Linked DNA regions of Homo sapiens: region 1 is linked to region 2. A link is a contact called in ENCODE Hi-C data. All regions are on one chromosome and are shown on one strand. Each heading gives the region's core, a stretch centred on a gene start or an enhancer-like site at or near the end of the contact. The rest is flanking DNA. Distances are from core to core; before and after follow the strand shown.

Evidence for each region. A loop is a pair of places that touch in the nucleus more often than their neighbours do. Pooled maps may share reads with other maps.
Region 1: a pooled map shows a loop between it and region 2 (4-fold over the local background). The contact joins two enhancer-like sites. A Hi-C loop is called at or near these places in 7 of 50 pooled maps.

The regions. Positions count from the first base shown.
Region 1 is chr4:88,610,004-88,616,327 of GRCh38, forward strand. All of the region lies in intron 3 of HERC3 (HECT and RLD domain containing E3 ubiquitin protein ligase 3), which reads left to right. Among named protein-coding and RNA genes, the nearest start is that of HERC3, 21 kb to the left of the region's middle. Within about 2 kb of position 2,273, at least 14 of the 41 ENCODE cell types and tissues checked have a DNase peak (open chromatin) inside an H3K27ac peak, as active enhancers do.
Region 2 is chr4:89,291,373-89,297,983 of GRCh38, forward strand. The region is part of intron 1 of GPRIN3 (GPRIN family member 3); the gene reads right to left. Among named protein-coding and RNA genes, the nearest start is that of GPRIN3, 13 kb to the right of the region's middle. Within about 2 kb of position 3,304, at least 5 of the 41 ENCODE cell types and tissues checked have a DNase peak (open chromatin) inside an H3K27ac peak, as active enhancers do.

The sequences.
Region 1 (6,324 bases), core at 1,023-3,522, 680 kb before region 2:
GGTGGGAGTGTAGCAGTGAGGACAACCAGAGCTCACTCTCGTGGCCATTTTGGTTTTAGTGGGTTTTGGCTGGCCCCTTTACTGTAACCTGTTTTATCAGCAAAGTCTTTATGACCTGTATTTTTTGTTGACTTCCTGTCTCATCCTGTGACTTAGAATGCCTTACCTGGGCCAGGTGCAGTGGCTCACGCCTGTAATCCCCGCACATTGGGAAGCCGAGCTGGGTGGATAACGAGGTCAGGAGTCCGAGACCAGCCTGACCAACATGGTGAAACCCCATCTGTACTAAAAATACAAAAATTAGCCGGGCATGGTGGCGCGTGCCTGTAATCCCAGTTACTCAGGAGGCTAAGGGAGGAGAATTGCTTGAACCCGGGAGGCAGAGGTTGCAGTGAGCCGAGATCACGCCACTGGCACTCCAGCCTGGGGGACAGAGCGAGACTCCGTCTCAAAAAAAAAAAAAAAAAAGAACGCCTTACCCGTCTGGGAATACAGCCTAGTAGGTTTCAGTCTCATTTTACCCAGCTCTTGTTTAAGATGGAGTTGCTCTGGTTCACACGCCTCTGACGGTAGCCAGTGATGGCCACCCTCTTCCCACCCTCCTTGTCTGTCTTCTCTGTGGCTTGGTCTTCTATCAGGCAGCCTCACTGCAGAGTCAGTTGCTCAGATATGCCTCAGTGCACACCTTGGTCTTGGAACTTGGGGGAGAGGATTCACCCTGGGGTAGCAGCTGGGAAAGGAAGCAAAAACCTCGCAGAACAATGATAGCAAAGATCTGTAGAAGGCATCATAATGAATACATCTGAGTGCAACGAGACATTTCTCTAGCACAGCCTCCTGATGCAGCTCCAAGGAGCTAATGGTAGGTGTTGCTGGGCCTCTGGATGTGAGTGAGCTCTGGCAAAGCAGCCGCACTGCGTCTGTCTGCATACTGGGTCAGCTGGCCCTCAGTCATCCTGCAGACGCCCTCCCCACAGGGCTGAGTGACTGCAAGAATCCCAAGCTAGAGGTGTGCCAAGAAGGCTTTGGGATTCAGCCTCGGAATCCAGCCCATGCTTGTGATCTAAATTTGGAATAAGGCAGGCTGTAGTGTAAATTACAAGAGATTCCAGAAATTTCTGTTGTTGGTTAAGCTTGTCTGTTAATTATAAACTCCATAGCAGCTTGGAATAATGCCTCTTTGAATGGAAAGATTATGTGGGTGGGTGCCTCCCTCTCTCCATTTAACTTTTTCGTTGGTAGGTGTGTTCTAAATCTGGATATGATTTGCGTTTGTTTTTAATGAGTGGGAAGAAGAGAATGAACTTGTTTTCTGTGTTTGCTTATTGAGAACCATGACCTGGAGAGCTGCTAGACATGGAAGGGAAGTCTGTGGCAGGCCTAGTTTGTTACAGGTATCTGTTGGTCTTGGCCCACAGGAATGCTACCCCCAAGTAGCTTCTGTGGTATTTGGGAAGGGAACATGATGGAAGGCCCCTTCCTTAAAAGAGGATTTTTCTGGGGGTTATGGGCAGGTCTGTGATTTCAGCTTGGTATCATTGCCCAGATTGGTTGACTTTGAAATATGAAGGATTTTAAAAAGTGAGTGTATGACTGTTCCTCTAAGGCTTTGAGAGTGTGAAGAAGTGAGTTGAAGGAGTTAATTCCATGGTGGCCAACTCCAAGTGGCTTACAGAGTTTTGAACCCAAGTGGCAAACTTAAGTTTCTTTTTCTTGCTTTGCAGTACTGGCTGTGAATGGAGTAATGCCTGACCATCAACACTTACTTTGCTGATTGGACTTGTTAATATTTCTAGTCCTAGCAGGGTGTCCACCAGCATGGGTATGGTCATCTAGCACTAGTCTGGAGGAGAATTTATTTCATTGCCTTGAAACTTTGTTTCCTGTTAAAATGCAAACAACCCTGGGAGCCACATAATCTGACCTTCCTGAGGGGAAGGAAAGTTGAAAGAAGGTACTGGTGTAGGAGATGCACCTGGACAAGTCTTCTAATGTGTGCCTTGATTCTGTCCTGCTAGTCATCATATACCATGTTATACACTCTGTCTCTAACTGGTTCAGCTGCAAGGCACATCAATTCATTTTTTTGGGATGCATTCTGTAGATGTGCCAGAGCAGTGATATAAAGCACCTCTCAGTGATTCTAAGGGTTTTGGAGATCCTTTTTTTCCTTCTTAAGAATATGTAACAGTTAACTATTGCTGTTGCTGACCCTGAGACTACTGTGGTTTCTTTGTACTCTCATTTCTGTACTTCTCACATTAGCAATACCCTTATGTGACCAACTGTGTGTGTGTGTGTGTGTGTGTGTGTGTGTGTGTGTGGTAAGAAGGAGGCATTTCAAAGATACATCAAATTCTGAAACTCCTGGTTATTCAGGCCCCAGATATTTTCCCAGTGTGTCAGGCAGCACACAGAGTTCTAGCTTAGGTGTGTCCATGACTCATTTGTGATTTGGCCAAGGGCATAGAGGCCTGTGATTCCCAGAAGCATTTTTCAGATGTAGTATATTAAGCCCCATCTAAACTCAATTTCCAGCTTTAAAAAAAAGTATTGGATTATAAGTCTTTTGCACATTCCTCTCTCACATGACTTTTCTCTCCTTCATTCTCACCTTTGCATTCAGACATATACCTCATCCCTCCCCGACAAAGCAGACAGAGTTTTTGTGATTGGAGTCATCATAGGGTTATTACTAATTTCCTTATGGTTTTTGTCCATGAATTTATTTTATAATTTTCTAAGACATAAAGTTACAGAGCTGGCATTTTAGGAAGTCTTGTGTGCCTTCCCCACTTTTTTTTTAATAAAGCAAGCAAACAAAACATAAGCTTTTTTTTCCTGAATGTTATTTTTTATAAGTGACTAAGTGGACATTAAGTAAATCTTGAGCTCTTTTATTAAACTAGAGACTGGTTGTCCATAGAAAGGATTCAATAAATACCTTAATTTACCATGCCTCTCATATTCCTACCTAGCCACATTGTAAACAGTACTCTTCAGCTAAATGAATAGTTCTCCTTTCCTCATACATACTCTGATTTCTAATATTGGGATTTTAGGGTAAGCTAATCTCTGTGTTATTAGGGATATCTGAACTTACATAAGTGTCTTCTAATCTTTCTCCCTATCTTGAATAGACAAGAACCGTGGTAGGGGCAGTTATTTAGTGTAATCTAATTTGACTCTGCTAAATTTTAAAATTCTCTGTAGACATACCAGGAAATCTTCTTATAGCAGAGCCCAAGGGTAACAATTTATAAGCAAGCTCTAACATTTCTGTGCAACTCTATTTGATTCATCTCTGTGATTGGTTCCTTTTACTTTCTCCTGAGTTAGTTTCCCTCTTGCAGGTAATTTAATCCAATTCACATTCGCACTTTGTATTCAGTCTAAGCATTTCCCTAATGCCCATCACCATATGTAACAGCTTTCCTGCTGTTTGATAAATGAGGTTTATAAAGCAGAACGTCCAAAAGCTTCAATTCCCAAACTGTGCTTGCTTCTAACCATGGTAGAAGTAATGCTTTCAACCAGCTTCTCAGGTTGCTCTCGGGCATCTGAAGGGCGCAATAACTCTGTCATGTTAATCAGCTCTTGCTGAAAAGCAAACCAGCTGAGCTGAAAGGAAATAGAAGGGACCCTGTAATGACTTCCTGTTATTGAAGTGCGTGTTTCTATGGGCATAACGCTGATATAAAAGGCAGAATGTGCCATAGGAAGTGTTCAGATCTCAACATTGCACTTGTTAGGGCCCCATCTGTTCCTTATTAGGAATGGCAGGTGGTTCAGGAGGCTGTGCACCCCTTTCTGATTTTGGTGATAATGGTTATAATCAAAACTAGTAGGATGTCTTGCCTCCTTTGATAGCTAGGTAGATGACTTTCTGGTTCAGAGGTCTAAGGATCAGGAGAAACTGTCATTTAATAATTTTATTGTGGGATAATTGATCGGAATTTTTTTTCTGTCTGATACTCAGCCTACATTCTATAAAGATACTTGAGTGTTTTAGAAAATGTGTACTTATTAATGAGCATACTTGTTAGTGTGAGGTATTTGTGACTTTTAAAAACCTGCAGTATTACTTTTAAGTAATTAACAAAATGGTTTGCTTCGTGAAACAAGAATTTTAGTTAATTTGTTAATTATAAAAGTGGTTAATGATACATATATAAGCTCTCTTTATTTCTGATATGCTTAGCATTTTTAAGCTGATTAATCCTCATGATAGCTTTGTAAAGTAGGTCAGTATTATTATCCAAGGTATATGTAAAGGAGGAAAGAAAAGGGAGTTGAGTTTGAGTCTTGCTTAGGTACTGACAGTTTGGGTTTAATAATCCTAGAATTTTGTTCACAGACATTTTTGTAACCTCAGGCTGATTGAGAATGGCTGATAAGATTTTATTGTCAAACTTGTTTACATTTAATTTCCACTCAGTACTTATTAAAGAAACAAAAAAGATATAAACTTGCCCACCCAGAAGCTTGTATTCCTTAATTTATTGTTTAAATACAAATATGATCAAGGTACTTTGGTAAAAGGTACTAAGAAACAATTCCCTTTTTATCTTGAAACCCATTAGACTACTGTTTGTCAGCTGCCTTTTTAAGCTCTTTTGAGCACCAAATAAAAAGCACACATGATAATTCATATTTCAGGCTGATGTATTTTGTCTTGCTATTTGCCTCTTGTTCTTTGTTTTTTTATTTTCTTGAATTATTTACTTCTTATTCAGTCACTGATTCAGCAGACATTTACTGAGTGACTAAACTTCTAGATTCCTCATTTGTTTTAAATACTCTTACAACACAACAAATTAGTGCAGATCCCACCCTTTGGGCATTTATAGACCAGGTGAGAATATAAGATATACCCAAAAAGGTTATATCCTGCAGTTCAGCAGGTGTCAAACAGGTGATACAGGTCCTATGTGTGTCAAAATAAGTGTCCTGCAGTGAAGAGATAGGTCACCAACAGTACTGAATTCTGAATTCTAACAAATGTCATCTTCTATACCTACACACATTATAAGGTTCACATTTATCTTAAGTTTGTGAGCTTGTTGGAGGAGCGAATTGTAACATTTTGGAGAAGGGGCAGCTTTGGAGATGGTTTCAGGATTCTAGGGATGTTCAGCGATTTTTGTAAATCCACCCTTTAATTCTGAATTTTTGTGTTACAATAGCAATTTTTTAGTTTGGCAATTTTGATGATTTCATCTAGGTTGGTGATCTATGATCTTTATAGATCTGGGGTAGGTAGAATGTTGTAGTTTATCAGCCTGAATGGGGTATATCTGGTCAGCTGATATTTTACATCTCTTCAAGGGCTACTGGAATTCTTTGTATGTCTTTTTGAGTGAATGCCATTTGTGATAGCATGTAATGTTGAAATCTTTGATAACCCTCTAACAGATGTATGGTCTCATATCCTTGTAGACTTTCCATCATTTTTTCACTTATTATTAAAATATGCATTGAAATTTCTATTATAATTATTAACTGACTTGCAACAACTGAAATCATGATTGTGAATAATTTTAATTTAGAGTATTAGCTAATTATGGAGGCAGTATAATGAATAAGAGCATGGACTAGCTGTGTGACTTGGAGAAAGTTGCTTAAACTCTACATGTCTTAGTTTCCTTAGTTGTAAATGTAGATAATAATGTCTACTTATTAGGGTTGTGAAGATTTAATACATTGCCTATCAGATACTTGGAATAATGCTTGGCTTATAGTAAACACTCAATTAGTACTAGCTATTATTATTTATTCTTATTTTTAATTTGAAAAAATAATTGCTGATCTCTATTTCATTCCAATTTTAGTGTATATGCTGCCAAAGCAAGTACTAGCTATTATCATTATTTGTAGTAGCAGTAGTAGTAATTTGTGTTGACACTTTTCATTACAATTGTTTTTATCCTGCTATTCCAGCATATTAACAAATTAATACATTCATGACAAATACATACAGTTTCTAGATGTATACAAACATATACATCTATAAATTGTGTTGGTCACTTTTATAGATTCCCTTAATACTACAGGATCTGATGAATGATATGGACATTCAGCTGAGGAAGATGTTATAAGTTAGGGTTGTTAAGGGAGAGTTTATATTATGTTCATTTTTATTTTAGGTTTTAAAGGATAAGTCTATTTTCTTTATTGTTAATTTTTGCAGTTCTTTACTTTATTGTTCTCATGAAAAGTACCTTACATATGTTGGGTACACTGTAAAACTGATTATCCACATATGGACATGCATACATACATCTTCTCTCTATGCAATTGTTACCATTACTTCCAGCATTCTCA
Region 2 (6,611 bases), core at 2,054-4,553:
CTTTCTCCACCTGCATAGTTTTGTGTTCTCCAGAATGTCACATAAATATAAAAGCACCTAGCTGTTTCAGTCTGGCTTCTTTAATTAGCATAATGTACTTGACGTTCATCCCTGTTGTTGTGCATATCAATACTTTGTTCCTTTTTATTTCTGGACATTGTTTCACTGCATGAATGTGCCACTGTTTGTTTATTCCTTTACTAGTTGAGGGACATTTGAGTTATTTCCCATTTTTGGAGATTATGAATAAAGCCACTATAAATAAGTTTTTATGTTATCATAGGTTTTCTCATCACTTAGCTAAATAGGAGTGGTCATATGGTAAGTGAACATTTAACTTTATAAGAAACTGCCAAAATATTTTCCATGGTGTCTCTACTATATTTTGTATTCTCACTAGTAACATAGTAGCGTTCCAGTTGCTTCATATCCTTACCAACACTTGGTACTGTCAGGGCTTTTTTTTTTTTTTTTTTCTCTACTGTTCTTAGTATATAGTGTGGGATGGAATTTTAACATTTCATCTTTTTAGAACCAAAATATTTCTATTTTGATACTCAGCCCACATTCAGTTTTTCCTCCTTTCCCTTCATTTGGTTCTTTGTATTAGCTCTCCCACTAGACTAAAGGTTTCTTTGTGGGTAAGGAAAAACTCTTAGTCATCTTTGTGTACATGAAGCTCTGCCACCCCATCCCAAGTGCAGGGATTTGCAAATAACACATGCTACTTAAATAAATGCTTCTATGTGATCAGATTAGATTATTAGATTAACACATACAGTGACATAATTAATACATCCAAAGGCTAATCTAGTATTGGCTAATTTTGTCAATTGTGGAACACCAAAAGAATTTTAATAAAACTATATACTTTCTTCCCTTTTCATGAATTTTTCCATTTTCATGTATATGTCTGAAAAAACAGATTTCTGTTTTCTTGCTTTACCAAGGGCTAAATTGGAAAATATATTTGGGATTGTGAAATATTTGTGTAATAAATTTCTTGTGCTTATACAAAAGACAAGATTGTTATTACTGGTACTTAAGTAAGAAATTAAGAATTATTAATTAATTAACTTCACAAATTAGATCACATATATTTCAATGTGTTTTTTAGGTCAGAGAGAAGAAATTGGAATTACAGAGGGGACCTGATCTGTACATACTATTTGTCAAGTGAGTTGGGGCAAAAAAGAGGTTGAGGGTCACTGATAAAGACTCAAAGAATCTTGAAAATGGAAAGGTTCTCAGAAGACACAGAGGCCAACCTCCATTTAAATGCTATAGCCATTTATTGATGGTTATAGCATCTGGCTTCCACCATTGGTAAACTCACCACTTCATACAGCACCAATTACACATGCTTACAAGCAAGAGACTCAAAACAAAACAATAAATAAAAGAAACATGGGGGAGGCAACTTCTTAACTGAACTTTCATTTTTCTGTAACATTATATTATATAAACCTTCTGTAGCACCTACAGAAATCTAAAAATAGAGATTAGAATCTATTGTGGCAGAAAATAAGTTTGTCACTACATCAACCAGCCACATGGGAGTTAATCTCATTAACTTTTATATTGTAGGATGATGCATACCTTGGAGAGATGAGTTCAGTGGTAAATGACATGAATCTTGGAATTTCTTTACATTAATATCTACTTCTTCTGAAACTTCAGTTTTTGAATGGAATTAAACCAACAAGTTCTAGTTGTGTATAGAAGAAAATTTGCATAAGTCTATAGAAGTCTATATAAGAAAACTTCTTAAACATAGTTCATGAGCAGCATGGATTAGTTATCCTTCAGCTGGAAGGTTTCTTGGAGAACTTAAAAGCAAGGGACTTCCTGCAGAAATGACTGCAAACATTTCTCCTTTTATGGGCTAGCATCCTCTATGGTGGTTTTGTACCACTGTCTTAGATCTGATGGAAACTCATTCCCAGAATTCCCTTTCCTAAATCGTTCTTCATTCCAGTTGGCTACAAAGGAAATTTGTGTGACCTTTGGAAGGTAAAAGTGAAACAGCAGCATTCTGCTCTGAAGGTCAGTGTAGTCAACAAGTGCAGCTCACTGACCTCCCAGATCACCTTGTCCATGGCAGGCAGCAGCCAGGCTGCCGGACATTTGGCTCCCCACAGATCTCCTCTTTTGGTTTCTGGGCCAGGTGCACGAATGGCTTTGCAGTGAAGAGTGCCAGTCCCTTTCGGGCTGTTCAAGTCAGGGTCATTGAGGCTGGAGAAGTATGAGTCAAATACAAGTTCCAGTTTATCTTTATGGGTTTCATTTTCTCCTGCAGGTTCTCCCTTGCTCAGCTCTACTTCAAATCTAGGTTTTCTTCCCAGTTGCCAGCTCTGCTAACCTATGATGACTTTAGCTCCATACCAGATGTGACGTGAAAGCGACTGCAAAGCTCCCACAATTGTTCAAGGTCTAAAACTGAAAATAAATCCATTATTCCATATTACCATAGTGGTTCTGCTTTTCTAAGTGATAGGGATTCCATTAAATCTTTTCTATTCAGAATATGTACTTGGTTACAAATATTCTTTAGTGCATGCCTTTCTTTTTTAAAATTTATGATATTGTCAAAAGAAATAGTACTAATGTACTGAGCCTAAGTATGTTATTTTATTCTCCCTTGTTTTGGGGATAGGGACTTGGAATATGCTCTTTTACACAATTCCTCTCAAAACTGGTAAGCCGAGGAATTGGGAGTCTGCTCCATAACCAGAGAATACAGAAAAACTAACAATTAATTTGAACTTCGGCATAATAATGAGTTAAAGACTACTTGAGTGAATTAGCTGCTTCTTCGAAATTTGTTTTAATGTGACACTTGGAAAGTTATGTCACTCATGATGAAATCTAAACATTAAAATTTTGAAAACAGGCTGGGCATGGTGGCTCACATTTGTAATCTCAGCACTTTGGGAGGCAAAGGTGGGAGAATCAGCTGAGCCCAGGAGTTTAAGACCAGCCTGGGTGACAAAATGAGACCCAACTCCTCTAAGAAAGAAAATTGAAACCAATTTCAGTTAATCAATTTTTATCATACTGTATGTGCATTGAGAATAAATAAATACTGCCATGAAGCACTTCGACCTTTTTACTTAAATTCCTAATGTTTTACATAATTTCTGAAGATTTTATGGTCTTTAAAGGCAGGGATGCATCTTCTCATTTTTACATCCTCCCATACTGGCACACAGATAAGTCCTTATTAAACATCAATTGAACTAAGTAAAGAACACATTTCAGCTTCCTGTTTTTTACAAAAAAGAAAAGAGCAGCAGGGTATGAGCAAACAACCACAACCAACTACATCCTCTGATGCTTTTCTCACTGTTATATAGAAACTCCAGCAGGAAACCACTGCTATATCCTTTTCACCACTATAGCAAAATCTTATGAATTACTGGCAAGCATAAAACAGCTCCATTGACATCACATAAACGTTTGTGACAATTTATACTCACCACACTCAAGTGCTTTAAAACATCTTAACAAAGTTTCTCAAGGACAAATTCCCAAGGAAAAATAATCATATACTTTAACCATGTGTTTGGAGTTTAATTATATGAAAAAGCAATAAGCACTATTGAAACTTGGTGCACCTCTCAATGTAGCTGATGTTTACAAAAAGCTCAAAAAACTGACAAGTGTTAAAATTCCTCATATGACTCAGACTTATAAAGATTTCTAACAGACCAAAGATGTATTAACGACTACTCCAAAACACGAAAGTACTAATTTTTTCCCTTTGTATTCAAAACGACCCAAGAATTAGACATTTCTAGCTAGGAAATGTAGACCCCCCTTTTTTCCATTCTCACACATTATGCACTTATATTTACAGCAACACACATTTTAAATTTGTAACGTGAGCCTTGATAATGCATTTTATCAATGAAGGGGTCTTCCATTGAATATCTCTTATTTGTCCAAGATCTACAAAGACAAGATGATGGCAGAAGTCCAGGCCTTTCATTCAAGGGCTTTAACTTCAATGTGAAACACAGACAAATATATTCATTTTACACAGAAGTCAGAGGTCTAGAACTCTGTAGCTTTCTTGCATGCCCACATTACCTAGTCCATAAGCTCTCCATAGGGCGTAGGGCTAAATGACTACATGCGTAAATGAATGAAGGCATACATGCTTGGTGATGATGAAGAGGGGGAGATAACAAGGGCCCGTTTGGGTTCCAACAAAGGCAGAATGGGCCTAAAATTCAGAAAATAAGCCTGTGAATGAAGAAGAAAACAAGCAAGATTTAAAAAAAAACAAGTGGTGGGGCATCAGAGCTAGAATTGCTCTTAGGGATTTCTGGACCAGCCCTCTCATTTCTAGAGAGGACCTGAGGTGCTGTGGGCAATGACATGCCTTCATGTTCCACTTTCAGGGACTGTGACATTTGTGTACCCATTTCATGATTTTAGCCTCATGTGCTTCCTATCTAAACCATTTTTTTTAACTCAATATTTTTCATTAAATTGACTTTAACTGGTGCACTGGTTGAAAACATTAGCCTTGCCCTAAAAAATAACATCTGTGAAATTACAGGTTTGATGTACTTGTTATATTATTTTTTGTAGCATATATTTTTAAAAATATACTTTGAAATGTGTTCTGAACATATTTCTACATTTAAATAAATTTATAAGTATTAAAATCCAAAGCAAATCTGTATACTACGTAAGATCCTCTCACAGGTCACTGCTGGAAATCTGCAGTCTGAAAAGCAGTGCTCTCTACTGTGTTACCTCCGGGAACAAAGAGTTTGAATTCTGAAATGACATGAGGTGGTAAAGACATTCCAGAGTGATAAAAAGGGTCCAGTAATAAGACTAATGCCTCTAGGTGATTTCTGTCCATTTTCTTTTACTAGAAAAAAAAATCAATTGCTAATTAAGGAACTAAAAAAATAAGGCAGAAATCACGGCTTTTTTCAGTTATTGGATTTTCACCTTCCAAATGGACAGACAGGTATATTCATCCTCCTACCGAGTACCATTAATTCATTAGAACTACAGTTTTAAGAAGGAATTTGTCTGAAATAGGCCTCCTGTGCATGGATTACCTTTTTTTTTCTTAGTATTCCATTTGCAATGAGAACACTTAGCTGTAAGCTGTAATAAGGAATTGCTTAACTTTCATAAGTAAATGAATGTCTATGATTAAAACATCAATCACGGAAACACTAGTTCTATAAATAGTTTCTAGGTCCAAAGTCCATAGGCAGTTAAATAAAGACACATGTTTGTTTTTTCTTGTTTGTGTGTGTGTGTGTGCATATGTATGTGTGTGGGTGTGCACACACATGTGACATAAGAAACACATTTGGTTTTTCTTTTGAGAAACAAAGAAATGTTATTTGCTGAACATATGTGTTACCTGGTATTTTGATAAAATTTATGTTTGCCAATGTTATCACCTATGCAATGATCTATAAAATTTTAACCTAAAATATCTGTCCTTGAACTCACCCTGTGTTTTTTTAAATGTCTTATTGCTCATTTAGAAGCTTTCACATTTGCTTTTTAAGCAACACAAGATGAAATCCAAGATAGAAGACAGAAGTCCATAAAATCGTACTGAGTCCTTACATTTTGACCCACTGTGATTTGCATCACCAACAGAGTCCTGCAGTGTAGCATAGTGGTGAAGCTCATGGCCTTTGACATTGAACAACTGAATTCACACAGCTCCATTACCATCTGTGGGACTTTGGGCAAGTTATGCTATCTATTTCCTCATCTCTAGAATGGGGAATTATTAATGTGTTATTATTTAGTAGTACAAACCTCAGAGATTTCTTTAAAGGAGAAGTGGTTTTAGCAAGACGTCACTGGCAGATAAGCCTGAAGAATAAAATTTTTAAGGATTTATACATATCTGTAATCTAGCCTTCACTCATTTCCTTTGGAAAGTAGATGGATATATATGGAGACATGTATTAGGGTTCTCTTATGCTCTAGAATCAAGATGGCAAAGTGCCTCAAGTGTTTTTTTGTTTTGTTTTGTTTTGTTTTGTTTCTTGTTCATTCTTTAATGAATTTTAAACCCTCTTCCCGCATGTGTTTAGTTGGTCTTTCATTCTTTTCCACTCATCATCATTAATTCTATAATTGAGGCTCCATCTCTTTTCTTTTATTTCCCCTACACCACCAGTCTCTGCGCTCCAAGGCAAAGGAGGTTCTCCTCCCAGTCAGGGCAAATACACAGAGATGGAATCACTTACTAGGCATTTCAGAGGCATGAATTACCACTTAAACTTCCAAGGTTGAAGCCCTGGAGAGGGAGACCAATGGAGAGTGGTGAGCACCTCCTCAGAATAAAAAGATAGCCAGAAGGCATGGGATATTTCACAGAGCAGCTACATAAATAGCTGGGTATTTACAGTCCCATTGGAATGGGTACATTCCCCAATAATGATCTGACTCAAGATCATTCCCCAAGGGTGGAAGAGCTTCCTGAGAGTCTAAGCAATTATCTAAAACAGCGGCCCTTAAGCAGTCTTAAAATACACTTGTGTATCACAAACAATTTATGAGCAATGATAAAGTACCAATGACAGCAAATTATTTATTAAAGTATAATTTAGAGC